3 separate regions of the Homo sapiens genome follow, and regions 1 and 2 are each linked to region 3. A link is a contact called in ENCODE Hi-C or POLR2A ChIA-PET data. All regions are on one chromosome and are shown on one strand. Each heading gives the region's core, a stretch centred on a gene start or an enhancer-like site at or near the end of the contact. The rest is flanking DNA. Distances are from core to core; before and after follow the strand shown. Region 1 overlaps MAST4 (microtubule associated serine/threonine kinase family member 4). Region 2 holds the start of MAST4-AS1 (MAST4 antisense RNA 1). Region 3 overlaps MAST4 (microtubule associated serine/threonine kinase family member 4).

Region 1 (4,703 bases), core at 1,227-3,726, 220 kb before region 3:
ACATTAAACTCCCAAAGGAACTTCTCTTTCACCCTACTTACTTTTCCCTGGCCCGGAACATCTTATCCTTCACCTTTCCCTCAGGAAAAATAACTATGAAAGCAGTCCGTGAGGCCCCGCGTGGGTGTCTGGCCAGTTCCACTACTTCAAAGATTCTCTGTCTCAGTTATTTTTATTATAACCACAGTGTGTACTCTGGACTTTTGAAATTTGTAGCTACAACCATGCTATTAATCTTAATTTTAAAAACTAAATATTCATCTTCTCTACCTGGAGCTCACAGACAACCTAGTACATGCATGAAATGATAGAATAGAAGCTATTCCTGAAGACTTTAGTCTTGGGGTATGTGAAGCCAAGGAGTTTATTGGCCCTTATTGAATTGGTATTTGGAATCTCTAGAATTCGTTGAGTCTTGATGAGGGCCATGAGATCCCAATCTTGGATTAAGTTTTGAGAAGAATTCTATTGGAGATTTTCTGTGTTGCAGAAGAGAAGACCATTTAAGGGACTTTCAATTTTCTCCTTCCCTGGAGAGTAAGTTCCCTCTTGTCATTTGAACTGGCAGATTTCTTTTGTGCCAAAAAGAGCCAAAAAGACATGGTACTTCCTACACCTCCCAACGTGATGGGGCTGCCAGAATGCAGGTTTGGGGAGAGCAGGGACCTCACGGGACACATGCAGGGAGAGATCTATAGTTCCCTCGTGTTGGGAGGTGATGGGGTTCTCCTGCTGGAGATGTTTTTCTCTGCAGCGAAAGACAAGGCATCCTTTCTGATGCTTTGTTTGGGGGTGGGGCACATGTGGCAAAATAATCTTTTTTGGGCTGTTAAATCTGGGTCTTTCACTTTGTGTTGTCTTTTTCTGGTATTTCACGCAGGAACCAGGACCCTTGTAAGGCCTTGCCTTGGGGATATTTGCCTGGCAGGCAACTGAAGCAGTTTGAAGTTGAGGCTCCTCTCAGTTGCTTTGTAAAAAGTTTAAACCTACAGAAGAGAGAATGCTGTGTGTCCTGGTGTGGAGGGTGGTTTGTTTGTTTTGAGGGAAGAGAGAGAAAGTGAGTAGATTTCCCTGGGCCAGGAAGGGAGTCAAGATTAGTGGGTCCTGGGTTACAGGGGTTGGAGCCCAGTAAACCTTTTGGTGGCAGCATGAGGCAACAGAGGACACTGGCTACTTGGTGGGTCTGGGGAGGCTGGACTTTAGACACCGGGTTTCCTGCCTGGCAGAGGTTCAGGTGCCATGCAAGTACAGATATGCTGATTTTACCGGCCTGTGGGTGACCATGAGGATTTTGGCAGCAAGCACAACAGGCTAGAGGCCCTTTGCTTCTGTGACATCCGAGGAATAGCTCTGAGGGATCAGTTTCTACCACAGGCCTTGGAATCAGAATGAGTTTGATCTCAAGAGAAAAGTAGCCAGGCATGGTGGCTCACACTTGTAATCCAAACACTTTGGGAGGCTGAAGCGGGAGGATCATTTGAGGCCAGGAGTTCAAGACCAGCTGGGCAACATAGTAAGACCCAGTCTCCCTTAAAAAAAAAAAATTAGCTGAGTATGGTGGTGCATGCCTGTAGTCCCAGCTACTTGGAAGGTTGAGACGGAGGATTGAGCCCAGGAATTTGAGGCTGCAGTGGGCTGTGATAGCACCACTGCACTGCAATCTGGGCAACAGAGCGAGATCCTTGACTCAAAGAAAGAAAAAGTATTGAGATCCAGACAGACTGAAAAGGATCTCTTATCTCAAAGGTCATGTTTTTCCTTCTATCCCTCCCATTTGCCTGCCCTCAGCAAGGTAGTTGCTTCTTGCATTTGGGCATTATGCAAAGGACTGTTAATGAACTTACCCTTGCCGTGTTGTGATGTTTTCTCCCCTTTCCAGTCTGCCAGCTACATGAGAGCAGAGCCCTTGCTTGTCTTATTCATCTTCATAGCCACAGCAGTTGCCTCCCAGTATGCAATAAATCTTTGTTGAACAAATAAATGCACAGAGGAAAACTTTATTTTGTAGCTTAAGGGAAGTTGAAGCTCTGAAACAAATGCCAGCCACTCAGAGACTGATAGAAGAAGAACTCTAGGAAAGAGGTCCGTCACTTTATTACGTGGATCACAGGCAGGTGTGGTGCATGCATTTTTCACATTCAGTCCGTGTGACCACCCCCTACCTCCCAAGCAGCCCCTACCAAGGTGAGCAGTTCAGAGTTGGATTCAGAGAAGAGATGTTTTAAATTTTTTCCCTTAAATTTTAAGTATGAGATGTTCAAATAATACATAGGAATTAGTTTCTAGACGTCTGGCGTTCTAGCTGGCCAGTTGTCACCCATTAGGCAGAACTGTCTCAAATAAGACCAGCTCTGGCTGGCTGGACATCTGGGGCAGGTGTCTCAGGGCTCCTGGTTCTCTTCCCAAGGGCCTTCTCAGAGTGCTGGTTTAGGAGGGTGAAGCCCAGAGCGGGGCTCTTCTGGACTGGACTGGAGGGTGAAGGGCTTCTCTTCTGGACTGACAAGTTCTGTAGAACCCCCAAGCAGCCAGGGTTTTGCTTTCTCAAGCTCCTGAACAGCAGCTGGCCGGGGCCTCTGTGTGAAGGAACAGCCTAAGAGAGTGCCTGGAACACTGCACAGTCTATCTTCTGAATAGGCACACATTTCATAATGTTTGCAAAAGCAAATTCTGGACAAGAAGAGTAAGACTTCCTCGTGTAAATAATAAGTACTGCCCCTTTCTTTCCTTTTACTGATAAGTTTCCCTGACAGCACTGCTTGCTGGCAGCTCTTCTCTACAATTGGTTGCTGAATTGCAGTGCTCAATTATCTGTGTAATAACATACTATAAAAACATAGAAAGCCAGGAAAAAATGGTTTTAACTAAAGTGGTTGAGCCTTGAAAAGAGACACCTTGCACATTCATATCTGGACTGAAAGGAGAACATTAAATCTGTCATTAATGATTTAATTGACTGGATTTTTTTCTAAAAGGTAAAGGAAAGCATTAAAATGGAGTATGAGGCACTCAAATTACCTTCAAATACAACCAGGAGCAGTATCTCATTAAAATGTTTGGGTTTTCTGATGCCATTAATGAGAAGTGATTCTCTGTGGCTGTTTAGCTTTTGAAAATGTGGCTAATGCATCGTAGCATGCTGTAGGCCTCCAAGAAGGCCAGTGCTGAGCACTGCACAGTTGCTTTATGTGCATTATGGCATTTAATTCCATCCTCAATCTTGCCAGTAAGGTGGGGGATATCACCATTTCCTGGTTAAGGAAAGTGAAACTTACAGAGGTTAAATTTACTCATGATTCACATGATTTCAAAACCAGTGTTTTTTCACACTTTGGGTCAGTAAAAGCAGAGAAGGGTTATTTTTTTTTTTCCTTTTAAAAGTTTCTCATGAATGGACGTATCAATTTATTAACAGTTACTTTTAAAAATGTAAAAGATTATGTAGAGCGTAATTGCTGAGCTGTGCCTGAATTCCTGGCTCACAAAATTGTGAGTGAAAATGAAACAGTAGTGGTTTTAAGCCTCTAAACTTTGGGACAGTCTGTAGCACCCAGTAGATAACCATACCCTTTGTTCTTTCTGTTCCTCTTGTCCACATGCATGCTCACCCTCTCTCCACAATCCACCCCTCCGCATGGTACCCACTTGAGGAGCTTACCATAGAAGCACAGATTTGGAAAGGCCAGTGACCATTAACAAAGTAAAACATCAACGCGTACTAATAAAGGGAGAAAGACAATGCTCAGGAAGGCCAGGAATGCAATAAGCAGAATATTTAGCTTGTGTTCCTGGCAGCTGGGGTTGGATAGGGAACTAGGTGCTAGGGCAGTATTTTTGGTCCCTGCTTTGACTCCATTTGAATCCCCTGTGGAGCTTTGACATCGTCTACACTGGGAGACCCTCATTCTGGGAGGAATGGGGGGGGGGCCCTGATTCTGTGTCTATGCGTGTTAAAGGCCTGCCAGGTGGTTCTGTGAGTAACCAGGGTTGTAGGAGCACCGGCCTCCCGCCCGTTGGCTTGTGGAGAAAGAGAATCTTTACTGCCGAGTGCTCTTTCCTGCCCACGGCCTTTTCTGCGCAGGAACTACGCTAGATGTTTGCATGCATCAGCCCTTTGATCCTCACAGCAAGTCTGAGGGTGCAGGGTAGTAGCCCCATTTTATAGGTGAGAAAACGGGGGTTTCAGAGAACTCAAGTCATTGGGTCTTCCAGTAAGTGACAGGGTTAGGATTTGGACCTGTTTTCCTTTCAAGTGTCTGACTTTGTTACTCTCTGATTTTCCCTGACCTTCTCCCTCAGTGTAACAAAGGATTTTGGACACTTGGTTCTACTTGCATTGTTCGTGACTATTTTTGTAACATGTAGAAGACTCTAGATTTTAGTGTGTATGCTTTTGCTTAAATTTAAATACAAATTTATGTCACCACCCCAGCCTAACCTGTTGGATGAACATTAATGTCTCATTACAGAACTAAACACTTCCCTCTGTATTGAAGGGAGACAGACACGCTGGTTTAAAAGGCTTCAGATTAACTAGATGCGACTTTTGATGTTTACCCTGATCACTTTTGAGTGGATCCTCAAATAGCAAGGCAGCTATTAAAAGTGTTACTCCCATTAGGAATATTGTGCTTTTCATTTCCTTTAGTAGTCTGAGAATCGCTAGTGCACTTTTTGTAAAAAGAAAAGGATTTTTTTTTTCTGAC
Region 2 (4,340 bases), core at 1,066-3,565, 160 kb after region 3:
TCTTTCATCTTTGGATCCAAACACTCTTTCACATAGTTCTCATAGTTTCACATAGCTGTATTCAACTACTGCTTGTTCCCTAAATTTTTTCTTCTCTACTTTCCACAGAGTTCTTCAACCCATAACTTATATAGCACAAGTTCATGTCCACCTTGATTACTCTTCTCTGTGCGGCTTATAATATGTAATTGTCCCTCTTGATCTTGGATACCTACAAGTGAGCACAAAAAGTTATTCTCTGGGCTTGCCTTTGAGGAGGGGACATGGGACTCAAAGGGAATTCCCCTTGAGTTTGATTGTGACATTTCTTAGAGCCATGTAAAGACCTGAGGAATGTTAGCACTGATATCTTTCCAGCTACATGATATAGATACAAATAAGTCACTAAGAGAAAGTCTTCAGAATTTACCGTCTTCATGGGATTCTCAAAAATTCAGTATTCTTTGAGAATACAGATCTACTAGTACTAATAGTTTCAGTGCATCTTAAGAGAAATAAGAGATACTTGGGCTTCTGAAGTATCCATTCAAAAAGGATTTACTAATATTAAATGCCTATATAAACTGAGGAGCTGTCAGGTTCTGAAAATATGAAGATCAGTAAAATGTGACTTTAGCCTTGAGGAACTCAGACTAATTGGAAAGACAGCAGTAAACAGTCAATTATACACAGTGTGATCAGCAGCCTGGTTGAAGACTCTAGAGAGTAGAAAGAAGCACATTGTGGGGTGTCCTCTGCTCCAGTCTTATGTCTGTCAGCATAGTATTCTCTTAGCTTCTGTATACTGCCTACATTTATGCGCAGTGTGTGTGTAGACATTGCGTGAAAGGGCTTATGTATGCCATCTCCTCTTCATTTATGTATATCAGCCTCTTACAGGTTGGTCCTATTATGGACCCCATATTGCAGCTGGGGAAAATGAGAAGAGATTTAAGGTCATAGTAAGTGTTGTATCCAGAATTCAGACCCAAAATTTTTGCTCTAAACCAGTGCTCTGTATCACCCCTCTCAGAGAAGCCTTTATCTGGAGCAGTGGTTCCCAACCAGGGGTGATTTTACCTCCCAAGGGACATTTGGCAATGTCCTCAGACATTTTTAATTGTCAGCACTGGCATCTAGTAGGTCGAGGTCAGCAATGTTGCTAAACATCCTCCAATGCTCAAGAAAGCTCCTCAGACAAAGAATTATCCAGCCTATGTCAACAGTGCTGAGGTCTAGAAACTGCTCCGGAGCACAGGGACACTCTTTTGTGTCAGCCTTCAAAACATCTTTTGCAATACTTAGAAACATTTTTTAAAAGAAGAGCATGGGGCAAAAATGCTGGACCAAGCTCATTAATATCTATTGAAGTGTGTTTTGTCATTTAGTGTCCCTGAATGTTTGGGATAAAGTCCCAAATGTAAAATTGAGAAAATAATGCCTTCTTTGTCTACCTCTGTGGGTTGCAAGGATCTGTGGAGGCTCTGTAAGAATGTGAGGAGATAACGCATACGAAAGCCTTGGACATGAAACATCATCCAAAACTCTTGGAGTCCTTGGTGTGAAAATATTAATGTGGGCCACAAGAATTAGATAAAGAAGATCCCACAGCAGGCTTCTTTTTGTTTACCCCGCCTACCTTGTCAGCTTACACCCCCTCTTCCTTCTCTTTATCCTCCCATTTTTGTAAGCGAGTTTGTTCCTGGTATTTACTGCATGGACTAAGCCATTTTTAGATGTATTTTTTGCTGAATATATACTTTTTTGATTTAGTATTTCTTGCCATATTACACCAGACTTAAGGCAGCTAATTTAAATTATATTTTTTCTTTATGTACTTTATACAAACATTCATGGATAGGGGGAGATATTTAAATACCATGCCTTTCTTCAAAATGAATAACAAGAACATTCAGCCCCCTTCATTCTGCCCTTTCAAGGTCTAACGTACTTGAAGGGGCAATACTTGTAGCATTTGCCACATAAATGCCAGGTAGTGTCTTTCCACATCGGGGCTCACCATTACCTAGATCTGTAGTTGCCGGCCATGAAGCCAAACAGGTGTGCACCGTGGTCATTGATGGAACAGATGTAAACTCATAAATTTAGTTTACTGAGGTTTTCGGTGAGTGTGGCTTCCCGTCCGCGTGCTTTTCCTATACAACCAGCGGCGTCCTGGCGGAGGAGTCACTGTGGACTTCCCCGGAGCGTTGTCACTGCCATCCCTCCCGCGGTGAATCACAGGTCGGCCTCAGGTGCGCGCAGCACACACCCGGAGCAGCCGCGGGTTTATTTATTTATTTCCGGGACGGATCCATTCCGGGCTCCGGGGAGGGGGAGCGGCGGCCCAGGCTGCGGGGCTGTCCCGGCACCGGCTGGGGTCGCGCCGCGGCCGCCTGCTCCCTTTCCCGTGAGCCCCCGCTCCTCAGGCGCGGCCGGGGCTGGTGGGGGGTGGGGGATGCAGGAAAGCTGGGGGCGCGGCCACCAAGCTGTCCAGGGACAAGGCCCTGCCGCCTCCTCCCAGCCGGACCCTGGAAGGGTCCACAAAGGTGTCAGGTTCAAGTCCTCCAATAGGCCCATTTTTTAAAAGTGCTTTTAAGTTTCCGCTTTTTTCAGGAGGGGAGGGCAAGAGCAGCTTTTTCTATTCAAATTCTTTTCCTTGTATGTAGATACCAAAAGGAAACTCGGCACTGGGCATGTTCGGATGTGAATGGTTTTGCTGATAAGCAACAGCCTCCGGAACCAAAGCCTCAAAATAGTCGTCTCCCCCGCCCCTCGCAGAAGCGGCGAGTGGTATCTGCCAAACAGATGACAAAGTACCTCCGACTGAATCCCACAGACAGCGCTTTGAGCAGAACGCACGGCTCAACTCATGTAATTACTGTTTATAGCTGGCCGAGCCTGACTAGGAGAGGGCAGACCCGAGAGGAAATCAGTTTCCCGGACCTTTGAGAGGAGGCTGTGTGTTAATTAAAGGCTAGGACGGGACGGGTACTTCTCAGACATGCTCCAAGTTGTTCTTGAGATCACAGTTCCCATCACATTTTCTCTGGAGGGAGTGAGTAGATAATTGGGATTTTTTTTTTATTTTTGGCCTTGTCTTTCTTCCTTTTTTTTACCTCTCCCCATTTTAGTCATATGGCCTTGAACCCACAGTGAATTGAAGAGAGAAAGAAATGGATATGTCTGACCCCAATTTTTGGACTGTGCTCTCAAACTTTACTTTGCCTCATTTGAGGAGTGGGAACAGGCTTCGGCGAACACAAAGGTAAAAACGCGGGGATCTCTGCCTGGAGAGGGAATGCTTTCACTTCCCAGGGGCCCACAGGCGGAGCTGCCTGAGCCCCTCAGGAGCTGGGGTTTTGTGTATTGGGTGACACTTTGAAAAGTTTATGCCCCGCTAGGGGAGGGGGTACTGTTTCAGGTATTTCTTCGTCCTTGTGGTTTCCTGGGTAACCCTGATAAATGTGCTTCTCATAGGTTTTCTCCTTTTGAAATGTGGATAATAAGACATTTCCTTGTGAGAGGTGGGGGAGAAAAAGGGAAAGAGGAGGAGATACTTTGTCTAAGTCTGTCCCTTTGACCTGATCATGTTTATCCATTTCATTCACCCAGTCATTGAGGCTTCTGGTACTTTTCGTTGAGCCCTTCAGATGTTCCTCTCTATTAAATATTTGACCTTTATAAGATGCAGATGTACGATGCAAGGATAGCCCAGGTTAGCTATTTCATACTATCTGTGGAGAGGCAGATCTACATAACTTTGTCATTTTGATTTTTCAATGGTTTGCTGGCATTTATTACTAATACAGGAGTGTCCTTTTCATTTTGTAACGTATATTTGATAGAAAAGATGGGGAAAGAAAAAGAATTTTAATGTCAAGATGAAGCTCATGCCACAAGTGACAGGCAGTTCCAAGAGTTTGCTGACACTTGTGTTGAGAGACTATGACTTTGAAGGAGGCATTTCTCACCACATTTGTGTCCAGCACAGAAAAGTAAGATTGTTGTACTTTTAGAGGGGCACACCTTTTGAGTTGTGTTAATACTGATTCTTTGTTTTCCTTCAAAACTTGCCTTGCATGTACATGTGAACATGCATGAGAGCAACTTTGCAGTCAGATAAACAGGATGCAGGCTCTCAGATTTGGAGCTTCACAATCTCTATGCTTCAGTGTTCAAAGAACCCAAGAAAATGGTTCGTTCTTTTTGGTTATACCTGTAACTTTTTGTAGTATAAATGTGGATATGTGATACTTTAGAAAACTTAGTTTTTCCTTTTGAAGTTTTTCATGGTTTCTTACATTTCAGAAACATCCTGGAATACTCACATACACTGTTTATATACATGGGTGCACACA
Region 3 (4,806 bases), core at 1,639-4,138:
TCAGTGGTGTGCAGCCAGAGTTGAAACCCACTGCTCTTAGGGGACTAGGGGTCCAGGTAACTCCCAGATCATCAAACCTACAACTTCTCAATATCCAAATGTAAGGTTTGACAGCCTTTAAAATGTATGTCAGTGCTTTGGTCTCCTTTCTATCAAGTCTCAAGTGAGACTTGATTTTATATATATATATATATATATATATATATATTTTTTTTTTTTTTTTTTTTTTTAATGTGGAGGTGTTTGGAAGGTGGATATACTCACCATATTTGTTTGTTGAGCTTCCAAATAACAACAATGATAGTAACATGAGAGCTCAAACCATTAACCAATCTGCCTTGGGGGGCAATTATCATAGTGGGGTAGCTGGAGGCAGCTCTAGACCATTACCTCTAAGGGACCCATGGCACTGGTAGTGTCCAGGTGCAGTTTTATGTTTTTAAAATTGCTGGACATGCTCCATGGTTTCCATTAGAAAACCACCTCCAGGGCATGATGAGACAGTTGCTTTGTCCCTTAAAATGTTTTCCTAATGCTAGAGACAATAATGCCTGTGATTTGGAAACCTTTATCTTAGATACTCTTCAATAATGTACATGTTTGAGCTCTCAAAACATTGGCTATTTTATTTAGATTGTGAATGTATGTGCTTTTTTGATGAGGCAGTCAAGGACAGAACCCCATTCTTTGCTTTTCTTTCAATAAATGTTTAATGATAATAATAGCATATATTGAACTGTTTGTGTCAGAGAACTGTGTGCTGTGTCTTAAACTTACCCTATTGTACTTTTATCTTAGACTCTAGCAGTACAAAAATGAGTGGAATATGACACTGACCTGTGAAGGGTTTCTGTTATGGTAGGTGAGACAGACAACAGTTTCTGAAATAGCAAATGCTACAACTATCATCAGTCAAGATACAGGGGCCTTGAGCATGGTGCCCTGCTCTGCGGAAGGAAGCCGGGAAGCCTTCATGGAGGTGGAGATATTTCTGCCGGATGGTGAAGGATGAACAGGTACTGATTAGGCAAGATGAGGATTCTAGGCGGAGGAAGCAACAGTGTGTGCAAGGTGTGGTGGCTGAACAGGGTGCATCTTTTTCAAGGAATTGCAAATAGTGCATGTGGGAAGCAGGAAGTGTTTAGCAGAGTCTCAAGAATGATGCTGTCTGTGTTCAGGGATTTGGGCCTCATAGTCTAGCAATAGGAAGCCATTGAAAGACTGTAATCAGGGCATAGAAATATTTTATCAACTGTGAACTATTCTGTCAACTATTAATGAAGAATGCTTAGGAAGAGGCCAAGAAAAGAAGTAAGATAAACAGCTAGGAATTTAGAAATGAGGAGGTGGTAGATGATGCTGCTGGACCGAGGTGGTGACAGTGAAATGGAGAAAGGCAACTGAAGGTAGAATTAACAGGACATGGTGACCTGTTGATGGTTGGCAAAAGAGAGATGGAAGAAGCTTGAGGTGACCTTATGGTTTCAGGAGTTAGGGATTAGAAACAAGAGCAAGAGATAAATGTGACTTGGATGCTGAGAAGAGAATTAGTTCGTTCTGTGAATCTTGAGTTTGAAGTACCTGTGGAAGCCATCTAGGTGCAGATGTTCAGTAAGCAGTTGGATATGTAGTTTTAAACTTCTAAAGAGAGCTCAAGCCTGGAGAGAGACTGTAAAGTTACCAACTATAATAATTAATTGAACTAGACTGTGAATAAAGAGAAAATGCAATTTCTCCCAGACTCATAGATTTCTGTTAGAATGGTTTTCCAGAATTGTACCATAATGTGTATTTTAACACTTATTTTGCAGGAATGGTTAAAATTACATGGTGCACAAAGTAGTTCTGTGGTTTAGTATCAGGCCTTGAAAATAATATGTCCAGCTTTGAAGATGTGTAGGTTTTTTTTTTCCCCAAATTGCTTCCAACTTTGACAACTTGCCTACAAGTCTCATTCCAATACAGTTTTTGAAAGGCAGAATGAAACATCTCAAACTAGAGGCTGTAATGGAAAAAGCAATTTATTTTTAAATGAAGATGATGAGGTTGGTGTACTGTATTACTTGAACAGTGAGTGAATTTAAAAGAGTGAGATTACATCAAATTCAGCCAAGATTTTTGTTCCATTTGAATGGAGTATCTGTAATTGAAGATGGGTGTTCAACTAAGAAAAACACATGACATGTACATTTTTATCAGTTTTCTTGCACTCTGTTTCCAGTTTCTTTGTGCATGTGTGTGTGTGTGTGTTCACAAAGCCATTGCATCATATTGACAATTTTTTTTTTTAAACTGACGCGTTCTTGGGCAACAAATGAGAATACAAGCTTAATTTTACTAGCTTCACTTTTTTTTTGAGCTTTGGCCTAGTAGTTTAGTATGTTGAGAATATGCACTCCTCAGGAAAGTGGTAGGAAGTCAGACGTAGAATCTGTAACAACTAGCTCAAAATGATGAGAGAAAACATTAAATATTTTCTAATTGGAAATTTTAAAATGAAAATTTTTTAGCTTTGTGCTAAAATTTAGAAGCTAGGTCTAGAAATATTTCATTTTATATTTTTATCTTAACATTTTTCATGATGAGATAGTGATTGTTTTATCTTTTTTAATTACCTGTTTTCTCAATTTTAGCATCGTTGTGAATGAAGGTAAAGATTGAATTATATTGATTCAAGATTGATTTGACTCTATTTTTTCTTTAAAACTATATTCCAAATATAGATTGTTAAGCTCACAGATTCATTTTCCATTTCTGTTTAGCAATCAAGCTAAGAGACAATATGGTTACTATGAATCAAACTTGGGTAGTGTGATAGATTCAATCCTTAAATTTTTTACTTCCTGTAATAGACATGTACATTCATTCCTTGCTTGGCCTCATGATAGGCAGAGCCTGCCCTCCACCTCTTGACTCTGGGCTCAGCCATGTGACTGTTCATTGGCCAATGAGCTATTAGTGGATGTATCATGAGCAGAGGCTTAAAATATGCTTCTGCAGGTTCAAAGTCTTGTGCTTTGGTCATCTATCTTGAGAAGAATATACCCAGGGTAGCTACTGCCTGTTTACTCTGGGTCCCAGAACAAACCTCTGTGGAGCTGACCTACGTGAACCTGTAGCCTGGAGTCAAGACCAACAGACCCACATTCTCCCTCTAGACCTACAAATGTGAGAATAAGCCACTAAGTTTCGTAATGAGTTGTTACCCAGCTTTATGATGACAAAGATGACTAATATGGGGGACAAGCATATGTTGTGGTTAAGAGCACTGAAGCACACTACTGGAAGCACTGAAGTCTATTAAATTTCTGTTTGAATGTTGGCCCACCACTTATTGGCTTTATTTTCTTGGGCATGCTGTTTTCTTCTAAGCTTTATTTTGCCATCAATAAGATATATTACTTACCTCCCAGGAATGTGGTAAAACTAAATAAGATGTGTGCATGTAAATTACTTAAAGCAGTGTGAAGCAGAAAGTAAAAACACCACAAGTTCCTAATAAGTTGTGGCTGCTGTTACTGTTGTATTTGTAGACAGCTGAGCCTCCTCTTCTCCTTCCCTTGCATCATATGGCTTTCCCAAATTCTACATTTGTGACTCTGGAGCAGGTTAAAACTTTTCTGAGGCTTAGATTCATTTTCTGTAATATGAAGATACTAAAAATTACCTGACAGGATTATTACAATGACTCTACCAATGGTAGGCAAATATCTAACTGTCTTAGTCAGTTCTGGCTGCTCTAACAAAATGGCATAGACTGTGTGGTGTGAACAGCAGACATTTGTTGCCCACAGTTCTGGAGACTCAGAAGTCTAAAATCAAGGTGCCAGCAGATTTGGTTTCTGGGGAGGGCTCTCTTCCTGGTTTGCAGACAGTTGCCTTCTTGCTATATGGTGAGAAGAAATCTCATGTCTTTTCTGTTTTTAATAAGGGCATTAATCCCATCATGAGGGCCCCACCTTCATAACCGAATTTAATCCTAATTACCTCCCAAAGGCCCCATCTCTAAATGTTAATACCATCACTTTGTGGATTAGGGCATCAACATATGAACTTTGGGGAGGGGGATACACACATTCATACCACAGGGCTAGCTCTGGCGAGGCAAATGGGTACTTAATAAAAATAGCTTTATTATGTTCACAATTCATATATTCCTGCATTCTCTTATTTACTCATTTCTTTAAGCTGAGTTTTCCATGCCTAGTTTTTGAGTTTGTATTATGAGCCATACGTAAGGCCTTGTACTTTTGACTTAATTCTTGGTTTCTAGCAATCCCTGTTTACATTACAATGAAATAAGAAAGACTGTGGAAGGCAGGAATTGAAGGAACAAAAGTGCTGCAATTAGGAAGGCATGATATATTAATAAGGTCATTCAAATAGTACTTGTGTGTTTATTGTACAATCCTTTTGCTTCTGTGGGCTTTAAAACAGTAACTCTTTGGAATAAGGGGATTTATAAATGGCAAGGAGTTGCTAATGTGGAACCAGTAAAGGCTTTTGATTGCAGAATTACAAAATGCAAATTAGTAGAGATTCAGCATTAGAGGGCATGGTGAATAGGGTAGGGTGTGGAATCACAGGGGACCTCATGTATAGCATGTCTCTATTAATCAATGTAGCAGAGAAGGCATCTAAAATGCTTTTGTTTTAAATGGACAAAATTTGCCAAACACCTTTTTACCTTTCTGCCTGGAAAAATGTTTTGATGTGTTGGCTTTCCACCTCCTGATTTTTGTGTGTGGCTCCTTCCCCTACCCCCTCCCGCCCCGCCAAATGTTGTTGTACACTGCCTTGTCTGTT

Evidence for each region. Hi-C counts contacts between places; a loop is a spot of excess contacts on that map. ChIA-PET counts read pairs that join two places held with the same protein, here RNA polymerase II (POLR2A). Pooled maps may share reads with other maps.
Region 1: a pooled map shows a loop between it and region 3 (13-fold over the local background). The contact joins two enhancer-like sites. A Hi-C loop is called at or near these places in 3 of 37 single-sample maps with no recorded cell type and 6 of 50 pooled maps.
Region 2: a map of naive thymus-derived CD4-positive, alpha-beta T cell shows a loop between it and region 3 (2.2-fold over the local background). The contact joins the promoter of MAST4-AS1 here to the enhancer-like site in region 3. A Hi-C loop is called at or near these places in 2 of 168 maps with a recorded cell type or tissue (mammary epithelial cell and naive thymus-derived CD4-positive, alpha-beta T cell) and 11 of 50 pooled maps. POLR2A ChIA-PET finds 5 or more read pairs at or near these places in 4 of 52 experiments (MCF 10A, activated CD4-positive, alpha-beta memory T cell, activated naive CD4-positive, alpha-beta T cell and 1 more).

The regions. Positions count from the first base shown.
Region 1 is chr5:66,614,120-66,618,822 of GRCh38, forward strand. All of the region lies in intron 1 of MAST4 (microtubule associated serine/threonine kinase family member 4), which reads left to right. Among named protein-coding and RNA genes, the nearest start is that of MAST4, 20 kb to the left of the region's middle. RefSeq lists a silencer at 3,490-3,569. Within about 2 kb of position 2,477, at least 6 of the 41 ENCODE cell types and tissues checked have a DNase peak (open chromatin) inside an H3K27ac peak, as active enhancers do.
Region 2 is chr5:67,001,839-67,006,178 of GRCh38, forward strand. MAST4-AS1 (MAST4 antisense RNA 1) reads right to left here and starts at 2,316. Exons shown (of 2, transcript NR_111908.1): 1 at 2,006-2,316; 2 at 1-211. All of the region lies in intron 4 of MAST4 (microtubule associated serine/threonine kinase family member 4), which reads left to right. RefSeq lists a silencer at 2,194-2,533.
Region 3 is chr5:66,837,688-66,842,493 of GRCh38, forward strand. All of the region lies in intron 3 of MAST4 (microtubule associated serine/threonine kinase family member 4), which reads left to right. Among named protein-coding and RNA genes, the nearest start is that of MAST4-AS1, 160 kb to the right of the region's middle. RefSeq lists a silencer at 3,336-3,385 and an enhancer at 4,065-4,566. Within about 2 kb of position 2,889, at least 2 of the 41 ENCODE cell types and tissues checked have a DNase peak (open chromatin) inside an H3K27ac peak, as active enhancers do.